Regions from separate parts of the Homo sapiens genome. Here region 2 is linked to region 1. A link is an interaction called in ENCODE POLR2A ChIA-PET data of the cell type or tissue named here. Cell type or tissue: MCF 10A. All regions are shown on one strand. Links, peaks and the distances in the headings refer to the core of each region. The heading gives the core; the rest is flanking DNA. Region 1 has its middle 63 kb from the start of LINC01991. Region 2 has its middle 65 kb from the start of BCL6.

Region 1 (11,960 bases), core at 2,666-10,665:
TTGAAGAAATAAGATTGTTTTACAAAATTCACGGAGTCCTGTGGCCATATCATAGGTGTGTGACAAGGTTCAACAGTTGTTAAGTAACCTGTCACTCAAGAAAAGCCCAGCTTTTCCTGACTGAAAATATTTTTTTTCAAAGGTGTTTTATTCCTTGTGGAAAATGAGATCTAGGTGACAAAGAAACTAATTTGCCTTCCCTCTTCAGCATTTATTTTACTATGTGACCTTGCACAAATCATGTCACCACTCTGGACTCTCATGTTCCCATCTATACACACAGAAGATTGGATGAGATGAACCCCAAAGCCCTTTGTAGCCTCTACATTTTATAACTTGATTCTGTTCTGCAAAACGTCTACAGCATCCTCCTCCAAGCATTTGCAATTCATGTGACAATCTTATTGAAATTCTTTGCTATCCTCTAACAAAACTAGTTTTTCATTTGAAAATGTAGTTTTATTTCTTTCAACCCTGTCATGGGCCTCCTGACAGAACTTAAGGAACCAACATTCTCAGTGTAATAGCCACTTATTACTTAAGCCAACCTTACAATAGAACCAATAAAAGCAATCAATTGCTAACTTGAGCAGATCTGCATTTACTCAGAGTGTGGGTATTTTATTCTCAGTATTCTGTTCATTATATTCAATTTTTTAGTTTGTTGACCTTTCATTATATACTTAATAGGCAATTTTTCAATAATTTCCTCTGTTCTCATTGGGACTGCCCAAGGGCCCGAGAAACGCAACTGGAGGAAGCAGCTGATGAAGAGGCTCCTGCGCCCAGCTTGTGAAGATCTGTTGGGAAGAATGTGACTCTGGTCTGGCTCTTTAGCCGTGGTTTCTTGATTTGTATTCTAGATCATAGCAGAAACTCAGCCAAACCGACTTTTTATCTGGGTGAGAGGGCTGGATGGGGAGAAGAGATTTTTCTGGATATTAGGAACAATCTTTCCTCTTCAAGATCTACCTCATCCACCACTTCTTTTCTGTCTCCTCTGAGTATGCTCTCTTGTAAATCTCCACCTTTTCTCAGCAGGAAAAGCTATGTGCCCCCTCCCTGCCCCTTACCCCACATTGCCTTCTCCATATTCTCTGCACTCCTGCAGACCCTGTGTGCTGCTGCTCATGGCTGCTCCTCAGACAGGGCAGGTAACTCACCCAAGAACACACAGCCACTAAGATACAGAGTTGAAGTTCAAATTCCAGTTTATAACTGCAAAGCCAGCAACTTAATCCTCACTATTAAACTGAATCTCCAGTAGAATTCTTTCTCCTCCCGGGTTCAAGCGATTCTCCTGCCTCAGCCTCCTGAGTAGCTGGGACTACAGGCATACGCCACCAAGCCCAGCTAATTTTTGTATTTTTAGTGGAGACGGGGTTTCACTATGTTGGCTAGGATGGTCTTGATTTCCTGACCTGGTGATCTGCCCACCTGGGCCTCCCAAAGTGCTGGGATTACAGGCTTGAGCCATCACACCAGGCCTCAAGTAGAATTCTATACTCTACTCCTCCATGAAAACATTTCAAATTTCTCTATTAAAATATCTTTGTGTGTGTGTGTATGTGTGTGTGTATGTGTGTGTATGTGTGTGTGTATGTGTGTGTGTGTGTGTCTCCCAGTTCGTCTACTAGGCCAGTACAGATTAGAATCATCTGGGGATCTTTTAAAACTTAGAAAGCCCAGCGTACACCTCAAACCAATTAAATCAGAATCTCTGGGAATAGGATACAGCAGTCACGATTTTCTTAAGCTCCTTAGGCAGTTCAATGTGCAGAAAAGTTCTGGAAGCACTAGTTTATATTACTGTTACAACTTTTGGCATAACTCAACCCTGTATTATATTCAGTAATTTACCTCTGTTTATAAATTGTAAGCTACTTAAGCAGAATTTTTTTTTGAGACAGGGTCCCCCATCCTGGAGTATAGTGGCACAATCATAGTTCACTGCAGCCTCTGACTCCTGGGATCAACTGATTCTCCCATCGCAGCCTCCCAAGTAACTAACATTACAAGTGGACACCACCATACTCAGCTATTTTTTTTTTTTTTTTTTGGTAGAGACAGGGTCTCACTAAGCTGCCTAGGCTGCTCTAGAACTCCTGGCCTCAAGTGATCCTCCTGCCTTGGCCTCCAAAAGTGTTGAGAATACAGGCATGAACCACTGCACTTGGCCCAGAAACCTTATTTTCTTCAAATTTGTGTTCCCCACAACACTAGGAAAATAGAGTAGCACAGTGAATATTATTAAATGATCATGTTCGTTCTACAAATTAAGTGAAATAGGCAAATTAATAAGATTTCAAATGACAGAATGAGATATGCCAGATGTTTGGGTGTGGGAGCCCTGAGGTGGAAATTGTGATTGCTTAGGGTAAAAATAGAGCATGCTAATAAGATCCTTAAATTTCTCCAATCACAAGAAAAGTAAACTGAGAATGATGAGTCTTTGTTTTTAATTCTGCTAAGGAAATAGGTCTAGGCTGCCACAGAAGTTGAATGAGTTACACTTTAGGAATAAACTCTTGATGACCCCAGAATGGAAAACAATGACCAAAGAAAGCCACAAAATCATCTTCTCAGCAGAAGTTTGAGAAAGGATGAGACCACAGTTTGTTTTCAGTTCTTAACTTAAAGGTGGGATAAAACTTCCACTAGGAACTATAAATAATTGTTTTTTTTTGTTTTTTTTTGTTTTTTGTTTTTGTTTTTTTGTTTTTGCTGGTAATGTGGTGAGTTTCTGATTCTTTCTGGAGATTACAAAACAATCCATTTATTAAGTCCAGGATATAAATTCAGACGTTCAGATTGGTCATAAGACAGTTCGAGAAAGCAAAAGGCAGATTGTCCAATCTGGCTGCTCCAGGTGCCAGGAGTTATTAATTATGCCTGTTCTAATAGCAAGAGCTGGGAAGCAGCAAACTCAAAACATGTGGGGAAAACAAAAAATTAGATGGTGGTTTGCCTTAATGAGAGGAAGTAAGAGGCAGCAGCCACAGCACCAGGCTCAGTACACTGAGTACAAATCCTGCCAGCAACATATTTTAGCCACAACTGGGCATGATCACCATAGTCGCTACAGGGATCATGGAGTCCTAGCGGGCTCTCCAACATCTGTGCAGTAATCAGTGAGGTCACTTTCTTCTTTGTGCTTTTCTAGGGTGGGTGAGGGAGGATTCAAGAAGTCAAGAGGGACTAATCAGAATTTGGTGTTCGGTAGATCATAGATTATGAGAGCTGGATGGTACATTACAGACTAAATAGTCCAACCCTGCCCATTCCCACATATGAATAAACTAAGTTCTAGAGTAGCTAAGTGACATAACCCATGTCACCCAACAATGGCAGGGCAAAACCAAAGTTTTCTCTATTCTTTTTCTCTCCGGTTAATAGCAGACTCCTTTTCTTCCTACTTAAGAAACTGGCTTTCCTTAGACTTTTGCAAGCTCTTTAAATAGCGAGGAGCCTCACCTTGGCAGAGGCCTAGGTATTTCACTTTCCATCTTTAAACATGGCCCTGGATTAGCTCTGCTTGATGAGTAGCCATCTCCTATCCTGCTTAGAACTCTTCTCCTGGTTTAAGCCTCAGAAATTCAGGCTCTGGGATGCTATGACATTTCTGCCAAATGGTATATGATAGCTTCCACTTGGTAGGACAGTCATCATTTTACCAATGAGCCATAGATAGGCTTGGTTCATCAAAGGAGACCATCAGACTTACCTGTGGGTGTCGTTCCCTGACTTACTCATCAGCCTGCTATCTAGGAGGTCTCTAGAGCCAAAGTCTTGGGGGGTTGTGCTTCCCTCTGACCCACTGGACTCTGAGCATATGGAGGCCAAGATCAAGGTCTTACTCATCTTCATTTCCTGCTTGTTGCTTGGATGATGTCTACTAAATTTTAATAGATGAATGGGCCAAACACTTATAGGAAGAAATTTACAGACTGGAACTCACTCAGTGAGCAGCAACCAGGACTGTGAGAAGATGAACATTTGAGTAGGATAAGGGATGCCTTAAAAAGAAGAGATATTCAACTTGGAGAAGAAAATGTTCACTGGGGAAATGATCATCATCTTCAAATAACAAAAGGGTGTCTTTGGGAAGATGAGAAGTAGGAGAAGGCAACTCTGGAAAGGAGGACTTCAGAGGAACATAAGAATCTGCTTTGGGAACAACCCATATTTACTGAGGATCCTCTCTTGACAGAGATATGGAAAGGAGGGGACAATCAGTGGGGAAACAGCGTGGCCCAAGACTTCTAACTTTAAGGAGCCTCTGCTACCTTAGAATAGAGAAGAACTGGTAGCACTTTAATTGGAGGCAACATTGAAGGTAAGGAGAAACTATTTGCAGTAAATTGAAATGGAGGCAGGAGTAGAAAAGAAAGAGGTTTGAGGATAGAACAAGCATGCTTCATCCTCCTAGGATTCCTCTTTTTATAATAACAATACTGATTATTAAGTGCTTCTATTTACCAAGCTCTGTATCATAATTTTAGCCTCACTGATGATAACCCTGATACAGCAACAATCAGAAAGCCCCACTTCATACAAGTTGAACTTGAAAAAAATAAAGGAAATTGATTTTAAAAAAACATGTTGGCAAGCTTTCTGTGACACTGGCATGCTCGTGTGTGGAACACAAACTGAACGCAAATGGAAACAATCCCTTTGGAGAGCTGTTTGGCAATACCTTTCAAGGTCATAAAACTCAGCTAATAATCTCAGTCCCAGGGATTTACTCTAAGTAAAACGCCTCTTAAAAAAAAAAAAAAAAAAAGAAAAAAAAAACCCTATATGGTCAAGGTGCTTTAAAATAGCAAAACCTGGAAATAATCCAAATTTCCAACAATTTAGGAATGGTTAAATAATTTATGATATATTAACTCCATGAAAAATTATGTAGCCATTAAAATGATAAATGAGAAGACTCTGTGGCAAAATGAAAGACATATAACAAATAATGGGCAAGCATGAGAGTGGAATGCAAAATTGTACACATGCTCTGATTATCACTGTAAAAACACTTATGGCTAGAAATTGAGAGGGACAATAGGGGTATATAAAAAAATTATTGTTTTGTGAGATTTTGTGCATAATCATTGTACACTTTATAAAATGAAAACACAGAAGAACTCTTGCCGTCGCTGGGGAAATTTGAGAATCACAGCATGTAAGTTAGAAAGCATTGTATGGGTCCTTGGCGAGCGCTCTCTTTGTACGGTTAAGGAAACCAAAGCCCTGAGGAAAGTAGCTTGTCTGTCCCACAGCTAGTTAGCAGCAGGGTTGAGGCTAGAACACAGAAGCACAGAGTAGAGGATCCTTGGAAGATTACATTGAACAGCCGGATAATGTGGGAAACACACAGGGTGAAGAGGGCAAGAGAGAAAACAGGATTGCCTGTCATAAAAATTCTCAGATGTGAGCAGCAAATTCAGTCAGTGAAGAACACACCCCATTCTCCGTCTATTGAAAACAGCTACTGTCCACTCACTGAGTGGGCTGTGGGTCTGAAAAGAGAGGATCTGGTTTTCTGCCTTTGAGGGTCATCTTCCCTCACCTTCTCTCTTTCCCCATTACCACCTCCTGAGGTCAAGTTCTTGGCAATTATTCTCCAAACTCTCTGTGGGGCCAGTGATGCCCCAGTTGCTGCGCTAGGACTGGAGACGCAATGTTGACTAAGACACACATAGCCCTTGCTCTAATGGTGCTTTCACTTTAGGATTGAGACAGACAATTAGCTTGCTAACAAATAAATAAAATGATTTAATAAGGCAATGTGTACTACCTTAACAAACAAAACAGGGATTTGTGATGGGGACAGACAGTATGGGGCATGGAGGCTTATAAGCAAGTGGGTAACATGGTCTGACATATGTTTGAAAGCTTACTCTGGCTGACTTTATTTCTAGGATAATTGCAACAGTCTCTGTCTCTTCTTACTATGGCCAAGGAGGTCTTAACAAAATGTAAATTTGACGTGACACTGCTCCATCTGAAAACTTTTTAAGATTCCTTGTCAGCCCCAAGCTAAAGCTCAGACATTCAGCACAGCTATGGAAATTTTCATGCTAGGCTTCTATACCACCTTCACCCCCGCCACAGTGCAGGTCTTGCACTCTGCACCACAGCCCTCTTCAGGAGTCCCAGCCAGCTGCACACTCCCCTCAGGCTGAGCCTTTGAGATGCTGTTCAGAATCTGACCCTTTCCTCCTTCCTTGTTTATAGAACTCTTTCTCTCCCTTTAAGGTTTTGTTTGAATGTTACCTCTCCCCTCACTCTTCCAGGCACAGCAGATTAGTCACCGCTTTCTCTGTGCTCATAACATGCTTTGTTTACACTTGTATCAGGATATACCACATTGAATCATAATTATGTGTTTGTGTATGCATGTAGGTATAATAAACTCTTAGAGAGCAGAAGCCATATCTTATTTATGTTTTTATGTCTAGAACTAAGTGCAAGCTGGGCACCTAGCTTTAGTGAATATTTAATGAATGAGTTGGTAATAGATCATTGGATAAAAGGATGGATAGGTGGATGAATGAATTACTAAGCAAATAAATACAATCTATCCTCATTTTAAAAGCAAGGCAAATATGATCTGTTTCCTTATCTGTGAAAAGAATCACATAAGGTGATTTTTAAGGTTACTTCCAGCTCCAGGGTCTGATAGTCAATAAATCACAACTGGTTATTGCCGTTGGAATCAGAAAGCTTTCTTGGCTTGGCTGCTTGAGATATCTCAAAACGCTCCCAGGTTCATATTAAGGACTGAAAAGTCTGTGGATCCTTAACTTGCAAGCCTGCTGCACTGGGATAAATAAAACCTGGGCCTGGGCTGGGTGTTCTCCTGTCCCAATTGGCAACACTCACCATACCCAACATATCTGGTGAGGGAAGAAGGCTCGAGCAAAACAGGTTTTGAGCCAGCTCAGCAACAGCACAGCTATACATTCCTGTAAATTTCCAGGCCCATGTGAAGGCCGGGACAGGCGTGAATATTCCGCTATGTCACTCAGCTCCCGTGGTTATTTTTGTTCACCCCATCATCTTGTGGATGTGGCTTCAGGACAGACCTGTATAGATTTAGGTCAGAGGTCAGGAGAGAAATAATTCCTAATTCAGCTTTCAGTGGAGGAGAAAAGAGTGAGGACACACCATTCCCTCTTATGAGAATAAAGGTGAGACTGACCTGAGATTCCATTCATGCAAGAAGGCCTGTCTTACACCACTACAGGCCTAGTCCTCTGTTAGGAGAATATGGAGAGAGATAAAGTGGTTCCTGTCTTCAAGGAGTTTATACTCTAGTAAGAGAGATTGCTAATGTGCCTAAGGTAAGTTATTTGGGGCACAGAGAGGACAGTCCATGTGGATGAAGGTTGGAAGGTTGAAGGAAGAGGGAAGGAATACTTTATAAAGGAGGAAGTGTCTTCAACAGAGAGAAATGGAGATTGACTATGACAGTCAGAAAAAAATGCTTGAACGAGGGTAAGGAGAAGTCAAAGTACAGAGCAGTGGGGGAAGGTAAGCAGAGACTTGGGCACAGCAGAGGATGGGTAAGAGAAGGAAGGGAGGTATTTCACAATGTTGAAAGATGAAGGACAGGAGGGGTCAGCCGGGTCTTAGAGACCAGCCTCATCATTATTAAAATAAAATATTATCTAGTGCCAGTTATTGCCAAACAGGAAACCCTGTTCCTTCCTCTGAGTGCCAATCTCCAGGGTTTAGAATGCACCTGGAAAGCAATGGGGGTCTCTGGAGGCTCTTGAGAGCAGGGTGGGGTAGAAAGTGTTGAGACTTGTTCCCTGCCTGCTTCCCTTTCTTACCTGGATGCCAAGTGGTGGAATTGGCTTGGCAGGGACTTGAGCCTCATGGAGGGTTGGACACGTGACCTCTCTGATACTCTCCTAAGAGTGTCTGTGATCAACTCTGTGCTTATAGTCAACACAAGGCATTTGCAGAAAATAGAAAAACGTGAGTATGCATGTGCATGGACATACACACCCAGATGTCTCTGAAAATAAGTCTCCTGGAGTTAATAAAGATGTGATATAGAAGGCCAGATATCAAAAAGCACCCTTCTGGCAGCAGTTATAGGAGTTGGTCCCTCACAGAGATTTCATGCGATAGTCCCCTCTGCACTCTGGAAGGTAATGGAAATCCCAGCCCTCTCTTTTCTCATGTACAAACGGCAGATTTCCAGGCCCATGATCAAAGGCAGAAGGAGAGCTCAGAGAATGGCAAGAGGAAAAGAGAACAATCAGAATCTGAAACTAAGGCAGAGAAAACATTTATTAACCAACAAAGAAGCTCATTTTCGAGAAACTGAGTCCTTTCAAAAATGCAATCAGCATTAAAATCACTAATTTCCTTCTTCCTCTTCCTTCAGAGGGAGGAGTTTACAGTAAATTAATTTGGAAGTTAAGTGAGTACAAGTTTATCTTTAAAAGTATGTAAGAGACAGAACTAGGGATGAATCAAGCTTCAAAACATAAGCAAAGTAAAGGACGAAGCTAGGAATTTAAACCTGTCTTGGTGACTTTTTAAAAAGTTACTCTTGCAGATGTGGGGAGTTGTGTGACTCTTTGCTATTTTTAAAAAGTTTTCATTTTGACTGAATCATGGGGACTTCATTAATCCTTTACCCTGTGAAGTGTTTTGGAGTCATAGCCAGGGCTTTTGTACAGAAGGGGACTTTGATGACCTTCAAACCGTATTGATAGGGTAAGTTCCTAGAGTCCCCGAGCAAACAGGCCATTTCTCCTCCAGCTCTCTGTTTCCTGCTGTGCAGAAACTCTGCATAAAGGTAAGAGTTGGTCTGCTAAAAAGATCCCTGGTCTTAGCCCCAGAATATTTGGGTTCTAGTATCAACTCTAACCCCTCACAGACATGAGGCTATAGTGACATTCCCTCTCTGGGCCTTAATTATCTTTTACAGAAAATGATGAAATTAGGCATATTTTCTTCGTGGTTCCTGTCAGAACTAATGCTCTATGAATTGAATTTGTTCAGACACCAAATTGGCTAGTTAAGAATTCGATTCTTTTCTTCTTTCCCCTGATGTTCTTGAGGAAAAAAATAATAACAAAATAATGACTTACTCTATACCAGGCACTATGATAATATGTTTATGCTTATTATTTCACTTGCCAACAAACTGGTATGAAGGAAGAAATGATTCAACTCAACTGCAGCAGCAGTTCCAGCGATCTGGTTGGGAGTTAATACTGATGCAGCCCAATTGTCCCCACCTCCTGCATTTCTACCTCAAATCCTTGAAAATGACAAGTCGCGATCTTAACAATGGTATTAGGTGCTAATAGATCCTGAAGTACCTTATGGATCATAAAAAAAAAAGCTTAAATCATACCCACTATCATTTTAGTGATTAGCAAAGTGTGTTGTAATTTACTTATTTTGAAACCAAGAATCAGTAAATGATATGGAGGGTAACCCAATGAACCAGAATTTTCCATTGCTCAGAATGCCCCATTTCCTAGCCATTTTGGATAAACAGGAATTTACTATGGCATTAGAATAATAATAGCCTACAAGGACTAGATTCTGGTAGCTGTAGCCTTGCCAACAGTCCAGCAATGTGTCCACTGCAGAGATCACTGTCCACTCCAGCCGGGTATCACCAGGGCCCAATCAGACTCCTTTTCAGAAATCATGGGCGGTGTTTCCATGGAGCTCTGCCCGAAAAGAGGTGATCTAAATCTTGCATGAGAGATGTACATCAACAGGGAGCTTTGCCTAGAACACTGTGACCTAAAAAATCATATTAAGGAACTCAGAATGCAGAGTCAGTTTCACAGACACCAAGTGACCTTGTGCAAGGCACCTCACGTATTGCCTCGCCTTCTTGACACCCCCTAATGAATGGTGACAGCGACACGCCCCAGCCGGCTGGGGCAGGCATTCTGATTTTCACTGCTCTGTTTCTTTTTCTTTCTCTCTCTCTCTCTGTTTTTTTGTTTTCGTTTTTTTTTTTTTTTTTTTTTTTTTTTTTTTTTTTTTTTAAGGCAGCCTGCTCCTTATATTAATCATCTTGCTGTTTGTTTAGTTCTGGGAAGGCAAGCACTGATTCACAAAGGAAAATCTCGCCTAGTGGTCAGATTGAATAGTATCTTTGCTACATTTCGGTTTGAAGATACCACCCAATTTATTTTTGATATTTCTTATATAAGGTTGCACATGATACATTTCTTGTGGAGTTTAGGGCTAGAAAGGGCTGGGTCCCCCTTGATCCATAGCTATTCTTCCTTTACTAGAGGAAGAGGGCTGTGAAATGCAATGCATGTTCCTTTCTTGTCTAAGCTGCTGGGAAGCTCAAAATCACATCATATGCTTGATTAAAATTATTCTTATTCTGTGTTTTTTTCTTCGAGCTGTCCTTTCATGACAAGGTCTTAATCTTTCATCTGTGTTTTAATGATCCTGTAATTTCTGTGACTAACAGTATATGTTACTTCAAATCCTTTTTTAAAGTAAGTGGCATGCAAATAAATCAATAATGCGGACAACTATGTTTTATAAAAACTTTGCAGATAAGAAAATCGGAAAGATTAAACCTTATTCTATGATGAAGTCTGAAATTTCATTTCTAACACAAATTAATCATTAATATTTAAAAGCTTATACATAGTAATAGCTATGAACCTTTGCATATCCCTTACCATTTATAAGGCAAACGCTTTCACATATGTGATCTCATTTTGTAATTAGCATTCACACTTTACAGATGAGGAAAGTGAGGCTTAGTGAGATTAAGTTAGTAAACTCAGATCTTCTGACCCTAGGCCAAGTCTCGAGTTGTTCTCCCCACCCCGCCCCCAACATCACTTTGCCTCTCATTGTCTTCTCATTTAAATCAGCATTCTTCTCACTACCTCTAGACAAACGCTTTGTTTTTTTAATGTGTCCATCAGAATTAAGCAAAAAAGCCATTTCAAGTGTTTATTTCTCTTACTGGGAGGGTATGCAAAAAGTTTGGAAACCACTGATTTAAGGTCTAAAGGGTCAAGCTTGAAGCTTGGAGTGGTCACTTCTAGAAGATCTGAACTCCCTGTCATCCTGGGGTTCCCTGTGTCAGTTTAATGGGGCAGGGGGAGACATCCAGTCTCTAACATACTTTTCTTTTCTAAATAAATGTAATGCCTAAGTGACACACAGATACCTGTAATACCTGTTGACACCAAATCAACAGATTGCTGGGAGAGTCAAGGAGAAGAAAGTTTCGTTACTCCCTAGGGCTTGTTGGTGAGAAAACACATGTGAGTCTTTAAATTGAAAGTGTCAGAGACGTGTTGTTCCACCAAGGGAGGAGTGGGGGGCAGTTGGCCAGCTTACTTTAACACGACTCTGAAGATAAGTGCTTGGTAAGCACTGTATTTGTATTTTTGCTTTTTGCCACTTCAGGCAACCTACCTACTGCCAATTACAAGTTGAAAAGCTTTGGAGATAGTTTGTATAGAAGGTCCTCTGCCTACAGAAACTTCTGGGAGGCTGAGTACCCTAAAAGAGATGTGCATCCGATGAGGTTGTGTCTGATTCTCCTCCAGGTTTGGACAGACCCAATTCTAGTTTCCCATTAGGGCCCAGATCCTGCCCACAGTCTGGGGGCTAGAGAGGCTAATCTCAAAGGGCTAGAAATGAGTCAGTTTCCACGCTCAACATCAGGCGTGTGGCTTCCTGAAGCACAGACGAGGAAGCGTTGAATTTCAAAGAGCAAATTTTTTTTTTCTTTGCATACCATATCCGGAACTGAAACCACCAATTCATTTCACTTAAGATTTTGCACTATACTCAGATCATCAATAACATCCCAGAGATAAGATACCAAGATTTTCTCAATGCAGACATTCTGTCTTCCTCTCTTTCTGTCTTTTGGTGATGACTGTTATTGAATTCTTCTTCTTTTTCTTCTTCTTTTTGAGTCCTAACAACACAAA
Region 2 (11,960 bases), core at 2,339-10,338, 100 kb before region 1:
TCTCCTTCCTCTCCTCCCAGTACCCATCTGATAAAGTTACAGAAGGCATCTCGGATTCACAACAACCCTCACCAGCCCCCCACTGAATAGCACATCGTCTGGCAACAGGAGGCGTTTGATTACATTTGGATGGAACGCCTGCATCAACTCCAGTTGTCCCTGAATTGGAACTGATGGGCCTCACGTGCTGCAGCCAACAGTTTGCCTTCACCCACTCCCCTCTCCGAAGGGAACCTTTCTTTGGGAAAACAAGAAACCTACGTGCCATCCTGGGTGAGAGACTAACAGGAGCTGTGTCCCAGCATTGCCTTCCAGGCGAAGCAGACAAGAGTACACTCTCAGAGGTGTGAAACTGCGAGCCGTGCTTCAAGCATCCTAGAAAGAACCTCTAAACCAGGGGACCCAATTGCCCTCTTCAAAGTACCTCTATGCCTCTATGTTCATTTCAACTCACAGGCATTGAGTTCTTACTACATGCAGTATAAGGCATTCTGCTGTTGTCTCCTTAGCAAGCCCTCATAGCCTCCCCTCTCCCATTCTGACTTATTTACTCAGACACTATTCTGTAGGCAGAATATTGGCCCTACAAAAATGTCCATGTCCTGTCCGTGTCCTAATGCCCTGAACTTGTGAATATGTTATATTACATGGCAAGGGAGCATTAAGGTTGCAGATGAAATTAAGCTTGCTGCAGCTGACCATAAAACAGGAAAATTATCTAGGGTTATTCATGTGGCCCCAGTGTAATCACAAAGACCCATAAGTAGGAAAGAGGGAAGCAGAAGTAGAAGAGTCAGAACTAGAGTGGTGGTATCTTGAGAAAGACTCGAACTGCCATTGCTGGCTTGGGGGATGGAGGAAGGGGCCAGGAGCCAAGGAGTACAGGCAGCCTTTACAATCTGGAAAAGGCAGGAAAACAGATTGTTCCCTACGGATTTGTTGATTTTAGTCCAGTGAAATCCATTGTAGATTTCCGACCTCCAGAACTGCAAGAGAATAAATTTGTATTGTTGCAGCCAGCAGCAACACATTCACTGTAGACCTCCTATGTGCCAGGCCTGATACCTGGTGCTGAGAGGGCATTCTCACAGCAAGGGATTTGTACCTTGTATCAGTCATCAGGGTCCCACTAGGGAAACTAAAGCTACTCTAAGTGTCTGAGCAGAACGAGTTTAATGTAGGTCACTGGCGACACAGGTGGTGGAAGAAGTTAAGAAGCTAACCCAGACATTAGCAATAGCAGAAGTTATTACGCTGGTGCTGCTAGACTAGGCCAGAGAGATAAAGAAAGGAGGTCATGTTACTGGAATCCAGAAGCCAGGGTCACCTGGTAGAAACTGGACCACGGTGGGCCTGTCCAGTAGAAGCTGGAGCTATGGGTGGGGATAGAACGAGCCAGAGGTGCTGGCAGAGGCAGAAAGGGAGAGAAATAAACCCAGCTTCTTCCTGCCTCCTGCCCCTCTGTCTCCTGACAATGTCTCCCACTGGCTGTGCCCAGGGGAAGCCAGCTGATGTGGGTACTTGGGATACACAAGGGTCATCCCTCTGTGGTTGAGGGAAGAGCAATGAATGGACTAATGAATCCGAGGATAGATTCATTCATTCCTTTGTAGTTAGGTGTGACTGAGTTCCAGCTAACGGAACATGAGTGGAAATATATGTGCCACTTCCAGGCCTGGCTGTGAAAACCTCCCATGCACACTCCAGCATGGTTCCCCCTCCTGCCAGACTGGTATCTATTCCTTCTCTGTGTTGGTCTCCATGAATCTTGAAATATAACTTATTGTTTAAAATCCAAGTTTTTACCATGATTTCTAAGGCCCTTCATCATGTGGCCCTTCCCTAGCTTCCCACTCTCATTCTGTGTGTCCTGCCCTCATTCACACACCACACTGGCCTTTGCTTTGCTCTCAATATCCCAGGCACGTCCCATCTCAGGGCCCTGCACTTGTAGCTTCTGCTGGACTCCTCTCCTCTTGTCTTTCTCTTAACTGATAACTGTTCACCATTTGGATGTCAGCTCGACTGTTATTTAGTTAGGCGACCACTTACTCCATCTAAGAAAGGCCCCCTTCAGCTTAAATGACAGTCACATTTCCTTATTTTATTTTCCTCATGATACCTGAGATGATTTTGGTTATGTGTTTATTTATGTAGCATAACCTTCCCAAACCTGTAAGCCCCTTGAGGATAGGAGCATGATCTTAATATTTGCTATATCCTTGTATCAGTCAGTTAGATGTTCACCAAAATCTTTCTTTTTCTTGAAAATAGAGCAGGGCTCATTTCAGATTCCTTTGTAGTTAGGTGTGACTGAGTTCCAGCTAATGGAACATGTGTAGAAATATATGTGCCACTTCCAGGCCTGGCTGTGAAAACCTCCCATGCACACTCCAGCATGGTCCCCCCTCCTACCAGATGATGACAAGGCCTCAGGGAGTAGTAGAGGGACGAGATGAAAGAAACCTGGCCTCTTGAATGACTAAGTGAAGGAGAGTTGCCCCAGCAACCTACATTCTCCTCCAAGACTGTTATGTGAGCAAGAAATAAGTTCTGTGTTGACTCATTACATGAGGCTACCCTAACTAAAACAATGCCCAATGCCAAGAGCAGTACCTGGTCCATAATTAGCCCTCAATGAACAGTGATTGAATGACTGACTATTACACACTTAATAATGATGTGTTCAGTGATGAAATGTCTTTTCCCAACACTCGTTCTTCATTTACTAAGCTCCCTGAGGACAAGGATGTTTTATCAATCTCTATACACTCTGTGCTTTCCACTGTACCTAAACCTCAGTAGTCATTCAATGGATGTGTGTTGCATTGAGTTTCCAGGCAATGTAAGGGAGACAATGACTGGCAAAGCATGGTCAAGATGCACGAGCATGAGGAGGTGTTAGACATGCCTGTGACCACCAATGTTGGTGCAGTTCTTGCAAGCTTACCAAGGGCTCTTCACCTGCTTCTTATTTGTAACAACAATTCTGAAATGTAATAACTTTTATAATTCCCATTTTAGACATAATAAATATGAGTTCACAAAGGGATCTTTGCTCAAGATTTTACTTTTTAAAGTGATAAAGCTAGAATTCATTCATTGTTTTGTTTTTTTTGAGAGGGATTATCACTCTGTCACCCAGGCTGGAGTGTGGTGGTGTGATCTCAGCTCACGTCAACCTCCCCCTCCTGGGTTCCAGCCATTCTCCTGCCTCAGCCTCCTGAGTAGCTGGGATTACAGGTGCCCACCACCATGCCCAGCTAATTTTTGTATTTTTAGTAGAGATGGGATTTCACCATGTTGTCCAGGCTGGTCTCAAACTCCTAACTTCAAGTGATCCACCCACCTCGGCCTCCCAAAGTGCTGGGATTACAGGTGTGAGCCACTGCGCCCGGCCCAATTCATTGTTTAAGAATACTTATTGAGTGCCTAAGATGGGCTAGTGCCCTGGCTGAATCTTCTGCACCTACTAGGGGCTTAGGAAATATGAGAACTCAAAGTTCTGAAGAAATTGGAATTACCTCCCAGAAGACAAATGGGAGGCTCCAGGCTCCAGCCGAGGACTGAGAAAATTGCCTGTGTCATGCAGCCGACGTGTTGAGCTGGGATGCCACTGCTGCTGCTGTGTGCCTTATGCAAGTTTCTGGGTGGTCTGCCAGACTCTCCTGGAATCAACAACAGCGCAGGGACCCCCTTTGCAGCTCTTCTACTTGCCCGGGCTAATGGCCCTGGCATTCTAAGTCTGCCCTTTTCCATACATTCTTTCCTCCTTTCTGTGCCAGGATTTCAGTAGATGATTTAGAGTGAGTTCCGGGCCATTTAGCTCAGAGATTTGGGTGAAAGTTTCCTCCCACCCATCCCAGGCCTCAGATAGCCCATCAGGGTATGACCAGGTCCTGTGAAGGAAGGGGAAGAAAAGCTTGTGGAGATTTTCAGGCACAGGGTAGGAGACGTTTCCTCAGCTGCTGCATTTGCCTACTGTAATCTGGCTGTACAAGGCTTGTCAATAATAGATTGGTTGAAAATGTAGGACAAAAAACTCAGGAAGACGTAACTTGCCTACACAGAGACTGCAAAGGCCCCTGGAGGGTTGCTGGCAGGCTGGATGATTTGTCGCTGCAAAGAGGGAAGGCGCTGTTGCCTGAAGGGGCAGGTGGCCGAAAGAAAAGAGGAAGATTAGATGACCAGTTCTTCACAGGGGTTCAGCCTTTACCAGCCTGGAGACACTCCTCTCTGTGCTTGAGCGCCTCTCTCTGTAAATAAATCCAGGCTGCTCTTACAGTGCAGGATGTCCCACATACCGTACATCTGAGGTGGGGTGAAATACAAATATGCCTTTTCATAATAGCTTTACACCTGGTGCAGCAGAGGACTGGTTTATTACCTTGGTAAACAAAAGTTAGAATTCAAGCAAAGTACAAACTTTGCCGAAGGCACTTCTGACAGTGCACCTTGTGTTTGTGAAGTGAACTCGATATATATACGATGTGAAGCAATGGAAGGCTGGGCTTTTTCTTTCTTTCTTTCTTTCTTTCTTTTTTTTTTTCACTTGTCTGATTTGCAAGGTTTAAAAGTTCACGTGTGTGTGTGTGTGTGTGTGAGAGAGAGAGAGAGAGAGAGAGAGAAAGGTTGGGGGAATTTACTTTGGCTCTGGCTTTTTCCAGCATTTTGAAATCATGCTGTTTAGCGTGGAAAAAAATATGTGAGCCAATTTATATTGTTTTCCAGAGAGAATGTACTTCTTGCTGCTCTCAGAGTGACAATGAGAATTTTTGGGTTGGAGACAGGGTAAACCAGTTTGGGGAACACACAAAGGAACCAGGATTTGCATTAAATCTAACTTAAATTAAACAATAAAAAATAAATATTTATTCAGTGCATTTTTTTTTGCACCAAGCACAGAACCAAAAACTTTCATCACCATTATTTCATTTAGTCTTCTCAACCGCATGAAGCAGGGATTCTTGATCAAAATATCCATTTCACAGGTGAGGAAACTGAGGCTATGGTTGCTCAAGTATTCAAGCTTGTGTGTTCTAATTCTAAATTCAGGTTTTTATGCATGTCCCCTAAGCTGTGCACGGGATCACAGACTATATGGTGTCCTGTCACTTTGCTTCTTTTTCCTGAACCCCCGCATTTTTCAGCCTTGTTCTCTGCCTCAATGAATAGTGATTGTGCCACTTCCAGGCCTGGCTGTGAAAACCTCCCATGCACACTCCAGCATGGTCCCTCCTCCTACCAGGTGATGACAAGGCCCCAGGGAATAGCAGTACTTGGGGAAATGACTGATCTTCTCCGTTCTTTGGTGTATTTCTGCCCAGATGATCTCCATACTGCTTACTTATCACCTAGTCATTTGAGCTGCCCTACGACCAGCCAGCACCTTCATGCATTCCAATACCAAGGATCTGAAACATGTGGATTAGATTTCCCCTCAAAACACACATAAGCCGAAAAGCTAAGGCAGAAAGTGCAAAGCAAGAACACATCTTATGTTTGGTTAGCTCCACAAATGCCTCTGCATTCTCCCATCCCCAGCTTGAATAAATCAGATAAGCTTCAGCAAAAGCATCTGAACTTTTTGGATTCTTTTCCCAAACAAGCCTTTGAACCTGAAGAACTTTGCCTATCTCTGCGTGTTCACTCCTCAAATGTTCAGCTGGGGCTTGCCCACTGCACAGCTCAAGCTGGTGAAATTTAACTCTTTCATCCACAGATTACTTTCCAACCCGTCTGAAGTGACAGTAAACTCATTAGGCTCATTTTCAAGAAGACTCTCTATGAATGTGTCAGCTTATGCCTGTCTCCACAGACGAAGGATTCCTTCAGGGAACATATTAAACTGAGACTAGTGAGAGGTGATGCCATTAAAGCGTTGTCAGTTCAGCAGTTTTATGGTACCAGAGCTGTGGCTGCTTGTCCTTAGCAGGATTTCAAGAGAAAGCCTCGTCTCCCTCCTCCAGATCCCCTGCTACCTCCACCCCCTACCATGGATGCATCTTTAATTGCAGTTCCTTGAGGAATGCCTTTGGCTTTATTTATTACAAGCTGTTAGAAAATTATTGGAACACAAATACTTATTACAGTGAACAGATTTCAGTTGCAAATGGATTCAACCCAATTCCTGTGCCCAAGCCCCTGAGGGAACAGGAATGGAGATCTCTGGGCTGTGAAACGAAACTTGGTCAAGGATGCTTCCTTCAGAGACTCTGCTCTGAAAACCCAGGAGAGCCAAAAAGTGGAAGGCTAGCATTTAAATGAACTGTAAAGAGCATCTAACCAACCCCTTTGTCTTACAGAGGAGGAAATGGAGGTTCAGTGGAAATAGCAAGGCCAAGGCTAAAATAGCCAGCCAACAATAGGCCTCTGCAACTCCCCGGCCAGGCATTATAGCTCTCTTCCATGCTGTCTTTTATACCCAGAGAAAGTGAGATTAAATAAAGCCAAAAAAAAATTGGCCCTAAATCCTGGCCTGGATCCACGTATCCGGGCTTTTCATTACAGCTTGTCAATACATGGCCATAGATTGAGTCCATAGAAAGATGCTCACCCCACGACAGAAGAGAGACAGGAAACCTGGAATGCTTCTGAAACATTGACTGGAAATCTTACTCAATGTTAAGAGATCTTAGTGTATCTTTACATGGTAACATTTCTAGACCAGATAGGCAACGCTTAAAGAGAAATCTATACTCCTTTCCTACTTTCAATTTCATTCTCATTAGCTGCTTTGATTTTCTTGCTGGTGACTCTCAGCTGCTATGGATCCTTATTATTGGGAAGTACAGTTAGTCCATGATGGGGTTCTAAATTGAAGTAACTGATAAAGTATGAGAATATTAGGGCTAGAAGAAAACTTAATGATACTCTGGCCATATCTTCAGTTTCCAGTTGAGTACAGTGGGTCTGAGAGAGGTTGAGTGACTTCAGGCAGGGTCACTGGGTACACTATGGACTGCAAAACATTGAATTGCCCCACCACGTGAAAGGAGGTTCCTTCCATCTGACAATGACAAACCACTTCCCTTTGTAATACTTAGGTGTCTTTTATGAATTATTAATGGATTGTGCCCAGTTCTACAGAGCCGAATGTGTATTGCAGCCTAGTCCTAACAAATCCACTGACATCTGCATGAGGTATGGATCATGAGATATCCTCGCCATCTTTTGTTTCATGGAAAGACCAGTAAACAGAAGTCAGGGGAATTTTCCAAGATTACATGGTGAGTCAGCAAAGGCTCTGGGGCAACAAGCTGTTACTGGATGAGGAATCGGAAGATACAAATTCCAGTCTTCACACTGTCTCTAATCATGTGGGAGATCTTGGGCAAGCCACTTCTGTCTCTGAGTCTCAGTTTCTTCACCCATAGAAGGGCTTTTCAGGATGGCCTCTAAGAACCTTTCAGCTTGCTGTGGCCTATGGATCTAGAATACAAGGTTCAGAGCTATTTAATGTCTAAAATATGATTGTGCAAAGCCAGAGATTGCCACAATGATACACCCTCAGAATTCTGGGTTTTGCCTCCAAAATTGGAAGTGTCTTAGCAATTTGTGTGCAAATAATAATAGTAGTAACAATACTTTTTTTTTTCTTAAATTATTTTCAAGCTCTTGGTGATTGCAGTACTTGTCTGCTTGCAAGGACAATCATATAACACAACAAACTAATAACAGACAATGAGAGAACTCAGAAATATGATATCTTTATTATTTTTACTTTTTGAAAAATAATAAGAAAAATAAATGGTATTTATGGAAAACTTACCATATGCCATGCAGTTTATATGTACCATCTGTTTTAAGATCTATGAACAGTGTTATCACGCCCTTTGTATAGATGAAGAAACTGAGATTCAATGATGAAATAATTCATCCGCTACGTACACAACTATTAAGCAATAAAGCCCAGAGTTGAAACCAGCTTTCTTGACTCCAAAGCTGATGTTTCCCACAATTACAGGTTGCATACATAAAATAATACTGCCTTGTTTGTTAGCAAAAGTGTTTTTCCATAAGAAAAGAAAATTAAATGTTCCATAAGAACATTTTATTGGACGTGACAAAGAACACCACCACGGCTTCCCTGGGATGCAACATTTGAACATCTTTGAAAACAGACCAAAAAGTTTGAGGCATTAGTCTGACTTTCCCCCAGTAATTTAGGAGGGATAGATACCTATGTCTAGAATTATTCCATTCAGAAATATTTATTAGTATGTCCATAAGATCTAGGGCCAGGTGGCCATTTCTTGTTTGGAATTTGCATAATTTCACATATGCACTAGACCTTTGTCTTGACCCACTCCCTATTTATTCAATCCTGTAATCCTCCTAGAGATATAGGGCAATATTAGAGCAGACTTGAAGAAACTGTTTCTGATTCAGAGTCTCCCCTAAGAGGGGAAGTGTGTATAAGGTCCCCTCAAAGTCATCCATACAAACAATTTCTAAGCCTATAGACCAATCCAGGACCAGATCCCGTATGTTCATTCATCCAACATTTCTTGACAGCCTTGGATGATTCCAGCACAGTGAAAGACTAATGCTTCCAAGACAAATAAGATTTAGCCTTGAGCTGACCTTGGACACCTAATCTAGGCCAGGCCTAGACTCCAGGAACAACCATGGGCAGCTCCATTTTACCAGCTTCCAAGGTCTAGAAATAAAAGTGAAGTGATATGACAGAAAGTCCTGCATTTTCTGTTTGGGCTTTCACCAGAATGAAAATTACTGTACCCCTTTTGTCATGCTATAATTGCCAAGAACCAGATAATGTTAAAGTTGGAAGTGACACTAGAGATTTAGTTGTCACTTCTGTTCCAATCTCTCCTTTAGAGATGAGGTTACTGAGGTTCAGAGAGTGAAAAAATCATCTAAAGTCACCAACAGAGCATGGGGCAAGGCTGGAATTAAAACCCAGGTCTCCTGGCTCCAGGCTCAATGCTCCTTTCACTGCTATTGTTTAATTGCCTTGGTAATGGGAAAGACATTAGCCGAGAAGAAAAAGAAGCCAGTCTTTGTTAATGAAAAAATGTGATTCAATGGATAGGTGGATCTGTGCTTCCTCTAGCTACCATGGCTCATGGTTATGTTGGGCTAATTCCATCGCCTAGTAGCAAAATGCCTATGCTGCAGCCACTATGAATGTCCTGAATGCAGCAGACTTTTTCATAGCTCTGCACACTACCTTCCCTGAATCCGGAATATCCTCTCATTTGTCCTCATAGCAAACAATTACTCTTTTAGAACCCATTCCATTGCTTCCTTTGTGGAGATGTGGTTAATTTATGCTGGGTCAACTTAGATAAGATGGAGCTACATTTCTCAGACCCCCTTCCCTGCATAGTTCCATATTAGCTTTGGCCACAAGAGATTTTGCATGATATTTGAAATATAGAAGTGAAGCTACTGTTTTAATATTTAGAAGGTTGGTGCAGGACACCACATATTGTGAGAGACAGGAATAGGCTGTAGTGTGCCTGGCAAGGTCCAGACCATCATTGCTCTCTCCTCCTCCACTGCTATTTCTCTTTCTCCACTGCCTACCCTTAAAGTCCAGCACAAACTCAGAAGCAACAGCCTCACATATACTGATTAGCCATTTCCTACAGTTGTACTCAGTAAGGTCCGACAATAAATTTCTGGTCCTATATCATACAAAGTGGTTCTGCTTGTCTGATAGAACACTAACTGGATCAGGAGTCTTCTGTGAATCCCTCAGAATTAATCATTTCCCAGCCACACAACTCTATTAAAGCGTATATCACACCATGCTGTACTTTCATGATTGACAAGTGTTTCTCTCACTGATGGGGATAGCTGACATGTATTGCAGGCTTACTTTGTGTCAGGCACTATTCTCAGCACTATTTAATCCTCACAACAACCTAATGAGGTCAGAGTTGTTATTTTTCTTCCCATTTTATAGATAAGGCAACTCAACTGAGGACCAGACAAGTTAAAAGACTTGCCCATGCTTTCACGACTAGGAAGGAGAGAATCCAGGATTCAGAAACAGACAGCCTGGCCCCAGAGCTAACGCCCTCACCCTCCCTAGGTGAGCTCTTGAAGGAGCATGTCTCATCTGTGAAGGAAAGATCTATCTACTAAGCTTGAAGAGAAAATGACTTTTCTACAAAGTTGAAGAGGGTTGATGGAAATGGAAGCTTTGGTCTAGGGTCCTATCGTACCCTGAATGACATGCTTTCCAGACTGGAAGTTGAGGTTGTAAATGCTCCGTAGTCGATGCCTTGTTAGTGGACAAGAGACCCGCTTACATTTTAGTTATACATCACCTGAAAGCCATCAGTATGCTCTCTGGGAGCTGTAGATACTAACACTGCCTCACACCACTGGATGAGCCTGCTTTTCTCCCTAGCCCAAGCTGATGCCCCACCCTGGGTGGAGCTCTCTCCTGTGGGTCTCCCTGAGTGGAGGGCTGAGATTGTCTGGAGGGAAGAGTTCCCACACAGGTGCCAGGTATGCAATTAGTGTTTAACACCTCATTTTTATGTGAATGATGAAACATGACTTCAAAACAACAGTTCATGTATCGTAATGTGGGCTGGGACTCATAATTTTTAATGTGGCTATCAACTTCTAAATATCAGACTAGAATAAAAAATCAAGTTTGGATTTCAAATCAGAGTATCATGTTGTTCAACATGATATTGGGCTTTCCTTATTCCTCTCTACATACAGGAAAATTTAAAGCCTTCATCTTATGTGTAATACATCAAAAATAAACACACATACACACACAAATAAAAAAGAATAAGCAAAAAACAAAAGATAAAATAAAAAACAAAAGATAAAATATACAACAAAAAGTACATAGAAAAAAATGGTTAGAAATAAAAATCAATGCTACAACGCAACATCAAATGCCTGTCTTGCTCTTCTAGGACACAGAAGGGAGGCTGGTCTGGAAGGTTGAGAGGCTTCGTGCCACTTGAAGTGTTCTACACAAGAGGAGAAAACCAGCCAGGCGCGGTGGCTCACGCCTGTAATCTCAGCACTTTGGGAGGCCGAGGTGGGTGGATCGCGAGGTCAGGAGTTCAAGACAAGCCTGGTCAACATGGTGAAACCTCGTCTCTACTAAAGATACAAAAAATTACCTGGGTGTGGTGGCATGCACCTGTAATCCCCGCTACTCAGGAGGCTGGGGCAGGAGAATTGCTTGAACCTGGGAGAGGTGGAGGTTACAGTGAGCTGAGATCACACCACTGCATTCCAGCCTGGGCGATCGGGCAAGAATCTGTCTCAAAAAAAAAAAAAAAAAAAAAAAGGAGAAAACCCATAAAACATTCACTGCATCATCAATATCTGCTATCAATATTATGTAGATGTTCCATATAAGCCAATGATGAGAAAAGCTTGTAAAAATCGAATTCATGGCTTTTATTCATGACCAGACTTGGATTGGACCTCTGAATTTATCAAGTTCAAGCTTTCGTTTCAAGATGAGGAAACTGAGGGCCTGTGAAGATAGACCCTCCAATTCCAGACTGATACTAGCAGACTAGAGAGGAGGCCCAGAGGAAAGGCTTTCCATCCAGGAAGCAACAGGATCAGGCTGAGGAATTTTTCTGTATCTTATGGGGGCATGGGAAGTGTTAGTGAGGAGAAGAAATGTTTGGCAGGTAGAGTCAAAAGGATTTGGATATGGGGGATGAAATTTCTGTCTTCAACTTAACAAAAAAATAGTCTACCTCAGAACTTTTGGCTGCTACCCATTTTTAATGCTCATTAACTGGAAAATACTATATATTTATTATAGAAAATTTGGAAATTAAAAAAAGAATTAAATTACTCATAATTCTACCACCTAGAAAAAACCTTTGTCAATATTTTGATTTTCACTTTTCTAAAAAGTGTAATTACATGGCATGTTCTATTTGGTAGTCTAATGCTTGTATTTTTTTTGTTGTTTGTTTGTTTGTTTGTTTTGAGAC

The links. ChIA-PET counts read pairs that join two places held together with the same protein. Peaks named below come from ENCODE experiments on the same cell type or tissue, not always from the same donor. Only the 100,000 strongest peaks of a DNase experiment are listed, where the experiment ranks them.
Region 2: POLR2A ChIA-PET joins it to region 1 with 10 read pairs; 3 of 35 experiments call an interaction of 5 or more read pairs at or near these places.

Annotation. Positions count from the first base shown.
Region 1 is chr3:187,907,541-187,919,500 of GRCh38, forward strand. No RefSeq gene overlaps it. Among named protein-coding and RNA genes, the nearest start is that of LINC01991, 63 kb to the right of the region's middle. RefSeq lists an enhancer at 11,718-11,897. In MCF 10A, for the core only: no CTCF peak of the experiment used is centred there; a DNase peak (open chromatin) is centred at 6,301.
Region 2 is chr3:187,804,808-187,816,767 of GRCh38, forward strand. No RefSeq gene overlaps it. Among named protein-coding and RNA genes, the nearest start is that of BCL6, 65 kb to the left of the region's middle. In MCF 10A, for the core only: no CTCF peak of the experiment used is centred there; DNase peaks (open chromatin) are centred at 4,374 and 7,254.